Regions from separate parts of the Homo sapiens genome. Here region 2 is linked to region 1. Evidence: chromatin loops called from intact Hi-C (ENCODE). Cell type or tissue: heart right ventricle. All regions are shown on one strand.

Region 1 (2,500 bases):
AGGGAGGAGGAAGAGGAGAGCCACGAGACAGATGAGTCACAGAGGCTAAGGGAAGCAGACCCAGGAAAGGAGGCATGACCCACGCATCACATGCAAGGAGATGGAAGGTGCAAATGGGGCCACGATGCTGAGTGCTCACGCTCATGGAGCTCTCACCATGCTCCAGGCTCTGCTCCAAGCTCTGAGCATCCTCACAATCACCGCTGGAGGTCTGTCCTATGACGGTCCTGTGTTACAGATGAGGACCCAGGAGAGGGAGGTGACCAAGGGCTGGTGGCTGGTGAAAGGCCTGTTGGAGGCAGCTGAGGCTGTGCCAAAGGTACCATCTGGGCCCCAGATTTCTTTTGGAGAACCACCTTCCCTTTTCCTCAGCCAGTAGACACAGGGCTCTGATTGATCTACGTGAATTGGCAGATTCCATCCCAAGCCCCTCCAGTCTCACTGATGCATTCAGGGATATTCACGTGACCTAAATCAAGTCAGTGAGATCCACACCCAGGACTCTGAGAGAGAGGAGCTCTATTTCTGTTGTGCTGAGCGTAAAGCTGAGATGGTGAAGCCTGAAGCTGCTGCAGCCGTCTTGCAGGCATGAGGGGTAAACCTGTCTGAGACTTGGGACAATGCAAGTTAGGAAGTGGAGCTGTGCTCAGCCACAAGAGAGCTGGATGACAATGTGACTGTACCCGAAGCCGACATTACCCCTGAACTTTACCATTAGTAAACCAGTAAATTCCTTGCCTGCCTCACTGGTTTGGGTTGGTTTTTCTAGTTTGCCTCACTAGTTTAGGTTGTCATTAAATGAAAGCAAACTGTACCAGTTATCTATGGCCACAATTAAGCTGTGTAAGAAACCAAGAAACTTAGCAGCAATTGGGCTCATGAGACTGGATCAGTATTTAGGCTGGACTTGACTAGGCAGTTTTTCTGGTCTCAGCTGGGCTCACACACGTTGGTCAGCTGGGATGAGTGGGAAAACCAGGCTACATGTGGAGGCCACCATGACAAACATTTGAGTCACTGTTGATGTTTTGCCTCTAGAAGCTCTTGGCCATCCAAATTCCAGGATAGGAATTTGGAAAGTGGTTGGTGAAACTGATGCGGGGTTGGGCTTTTCTGCAAACACTTCAGATAAACAGAATTGCAAGAAATGCATTCATATGAGAGAAGCTAGTCTGTTGCAGATTGTCTCTCAGTTCCGGTTTGTGTACTGTTTCCTTGGGATTCGATCCAGGTGGTTCATTTTTAGCAGCAGACTTCACAGGTGCTGTGGGGTCCTTTTACAGACGTGGAAAATGGGTATAATGGGGAGGGATGTCTTTTAGCTCAGAGTTTGGCACAAAATAGGCACTTAATCAATAATGTCTGTAAATACTGATGATGATGATGATGATGATGATGATGATGATGATTCACCATAGGACATGATTTGAGGGTTGTTAACTTGATCTTAAACGGCATGTGGGTCAATAATGCCCTCTTCTGGCTAGGTAGGGTGTCTACATCTTCTCCACTTCCTCAACCCTGTGGAATTCAACCCTCACCCCATCCCCACTCCAAGTACCTGCAGCAGGTACCTTTCTGGGCTTTGTGAGTGTGGCCAGAAGTCCAAGCAGTCCCAGCCCGCAGGTGTCAGACTGATGCATGCGTGACACTTTGCGAGTGGTCAGAAAACATGAGCCCTTGCTTTGGCCACCAGGACTGTGGTCACACCTCCTTCCATCTCTGGGCCTCCGTCTCTCCATCTAACATGGAGGTTGCACAGCCACCCAACAGGGGACCATGGCAGAGCTCAAAAGGTGTCTGTTCAGCCGGGCGCGGTGGCTCACGCCTGTAATCCCAGCACTCTGGGAGGCTGAGGTGGGCGGATCACGAGGTCAGGAGTTCGAGACCAGCCTGACCAACATGGTGAAACCCCGTCTCTACTAAACATAGAGAAATTAGCCAGGCCTGGTGGCACATGCCTGTAATCCCAGCTACTCAGGAGGCTGACACAGGAGAATCGCTTGGAGACAGGAGAATCGCTTGAACCCAGGAGGTGGAGATTGCAGGAGCTGAGATCGCGCCACTGCGCTCTAGCCTGGGCAACAGAGTGAGACTCTGTCTCAAAAAAAAAAAAAAGTGTCTGTTCCCACCGCCTGAGACTGTCTTTAGGACACACACAGGGGACCCCCAGGACAACTCCAGTGCCCACCCGGCCCAGAGGAAGCTCCTTGGAAGCCCTGACATCCCAAGGCTCCAGGTGCTGTCCAAGCACAAGTTCAAGGTTGGCTACATGGGAGGGAGATACCTGCTCCTGGGAGTCCAGAGAGTCCGGTGCTGAGAGTCCAGGTCCAGAATCTACAAGGCTGTGACCTTGGATGAGGCATTTAGAACCTGACAGGAAAAACTACTGAGGCAGGAGCACTTATTTTGATGCCCCAGAGCAGAATTGTAGAACCACCCCCTCTCTGCAGAGGCACCAAAGCCTTCATCCAGATCCCCAAAAGGGTCCCTGCCCACC
Region 2 (2,500 bases), 56 kb after region 1:
GTGCCCAGAAGCACCCGACTGCTCTGCTTCCAGTGCTGTGGCAGTGCCGCTATCTCTGGGTGGACTCTGGTGAGCGGAGGACGGGACTGCCTGGCCATTCTGGGTGGGAGACCGGGGGACCTGACTGCGCCTCATTTTGCCCCCACCTGGGACTGCTGGCTCACGCTGAGCTTTCGGTGGTTCTTCAGGGTAAACCACACTGGTATTCAGCTGCCATCACACACCTGGGATGTAACTTCTGTGTCCCTTAAGTCAGTTGCCACTCTACATCGACTTTTCAGCTTCAAAACCTGTGTGGATGTTGTCTCCTGATTGCTACAACCTTGTGGGTTTATACCTGGAAGGAAGGAAGGGAGGGAGGGAGGAGGGGAGAGGGAGGGAAGGAGGGAGGGAAAGAAGGAGGAAAGAAGGGAGGGAGGGAGGGAGAAGGGAGGGAAGGAAGGAGGAAGGGAGGGAGGGAGAAGGGAAGGAAGGAGGGAGTGGGAAGGGAGGGAGGAAAGGAGGAAGGGATGGAGGGAAGGAGGAAGGAAGGGAGGGAAGGGGGAAGGGAGGAAGGGAGGGAGTGAGGAGGGAGGGAAGGGGGAAGGAGGAATGGAGGGAACGAAGAAGGAAGGGAGGGAGGGATGGATGGCGGGAGCAGAGGGAGGGAGAAATCCCTCCCTGTTGTTTTAAGGGGGTTTGAGAAGGGAGGGAAAGTGGACGAATGTGTTTAGCCCGTCATCTTTAGCAAAGCTGCCAGCACAGGAGGAGCCTGGCAGTCAGTCCCAGGAAGCCCAGACCCCTCAGGAGCATTCCAGGGCCCGGTGCAGAGCCCACCTGCTCTGGGAAGGTTCCGGAACTCATCAGACAGAAGGGGTCTCCCCTTGGCCTGGGTCTCAGGGCCCATTCTGGCCGTTTTGGCCAGACTTCCAGGTGTAGTTTTATCTTCCGCAGAGACTGAGCCCCTGCAGGGCCGGAGTATTAACAGAGACTTTCTGACGGCCTCCCCTCTCCCCACCCTGCCAGCCTCAGCCCCTACTTGGCGGCACACCTGGTGCCTGGTGCCCGGCAGGCTTTGTTGCTGGCTAGAGGTAAAGGGAGGGCACACCAGGAAGCCAACACAGCCATGGCAAAGGCTCGGAGGAAAGGAGCAGAGTGGGAGGGGACATCCCTCTCTGTCATCTCCGGATTTCTTTCCACCTGTTCTTGAAAGTTTCTTGGATTTTTGGAGACAGGGTCTCACTCTGTCACCCAGGCTGGAGTGCAGTGGCACGATCTCGGCTCACTGCAGCTCCGCCTCCCAGGCTCAAGCGATTCTCCCACCTCAGCTCCCCCTACCGGTTCTCGAATCTTATTCCTGGGTCTGAGGCCCCAGGGTGGTTGAAAGTTCAGGAAGGCTGGGATGGGGACGTTAGCTGCAGGCCACCGCACTGAAGAGGCTGATTTAGGCCCCGCTGGTCCCCCCGACTCACAGCCACCCTCCTGATGAGGTGCAGCAGGCATGAACCCTTGGGCCCACCATCCTTTCAGGGGGCTGTGGAAATATTTTACCTTTAAAACAGAAGAAAATGAACTTTTACTCAAAGAGAAATTTTAATGTATTAATATATTTATCTTTCTACCAATAGTCATAAAGTATAATTTTAATTTTTTTTTTGCAGAAGAGGCCCATGAAAGTCACAATGCATCCATGCCCCATGCCCAGGGCCACCCACATCTCGGGCCACACCTGATGGAAGGTTGGAGTCCTTCTCTCAGAATAGCTGGGCCCAGTGTCACAAACACTGCCCCGTGCAGGGTGCTGGGACCTAGAGAACATGGGTCCTAACCAGGAACCCCAGAGTCACTGCAGACCAAGTTCCAAGAGCCCTGAGCTCACCAGAACAGAGGACAGCCTTGGGGGATAAGTCCCTGGAAAGAAGATGAGAGTGAGCTGGGTCCTGAAGGATGGGCCATTCTAGGTGAGGGAAGCCTCAGTGGACACAGATGCATGAGGGAGGGGGTCTGCCCAGTCCCGGGGAGGGGGCGGGGCCTGGCCTGGCACGAGAAGATCCCAGTGCACAAGTCAGACCAGGCGACAAAACCCCAGGATGATCTCAGCTCCCAGAGGGCCCCTTGGTGTAGGCGCTTCCTTCCTACCCTGGGGTCAGGCTGCCCAGGAGGTTTAGTTGGCACTGAGGGATGGCTGTCAAATCGCTTGCAGGCCTGGAAGGGTCTCTGAAAATCAGGAGGAAACTTCATGACACATGAAGAAAAGTCCAGAGTTTAAATCTTTGCTCCTGTGTGATCTTGGGCAACTTTCTAAACCTCTCTGAGGCCACGGATACCAACTCTTTGCCAGGTTAAATGAGATATTACACGTCAGCTACATACCTGGAACGTAGTTAGAACTCCTTTTTTTTTTTCTTTTTTTTGAGACGGAGTCTCGCTCTGTTGCCCAGGCTGGAGTATAGTGGCACAATCTCCACTCACTGCAACCTCCGCCTCCAGGGTGCAAGTGATTCTCCTGCCTCAGCCTCCT

Evidence for each region. A loop is a pair of places that touch in the nucleus more often than their neighbours do. Peaks named below come from ENCODE experiments on the same cell type or tissue, not always from the same donor. Only the 100,000 strongest peaks of a DNase experiment are listed, where the experiment ranks them.
Region 2: it touches region 1 in a loop (2.7-fold over the local background); 13 of 110 quality-filtered maps call a loop at or near these places.

The regions. Positions count from the first base shown.
Region 1 is chr22:39,492,490-39,494,989 of GRCh38, reverse strand. No RefSeq gene overlaps it. Among named protein-coding and RNA genes, the nearest start is that of MIEF1, 8.6 kb to the left of the region's middle. In heart right ventricle, CTCF peaks have their summits at 1,274 and 1,473 (motif pointing left); no DNase peak of the experiment used is centred here.
Region 2 is chr22:39,436,186-39,438,685 of GRCh38, reverse strand. It overlaps LOC100506472 (a long non-coding RNA gene), which reads right to left. Exons shown (of 4, transcript NR_040535.1): 4 at 1,558-2,500. It also overlaps a transcript of TAB1 not described here. Among named protein-coding and RNA genes, the nearest start is that of MGAT3, 20 kb to the left of the region's middle. In heart right ventricle, a CTCF peak has its summit at 1,306 (motif pointing left); a DNase peak (open chromatin) is centred at 1,295; H3K4me3 peaks cover 683 bases; H3K27ac peaks cover 621 bases; H3K27me3 peaks cover 63 bases.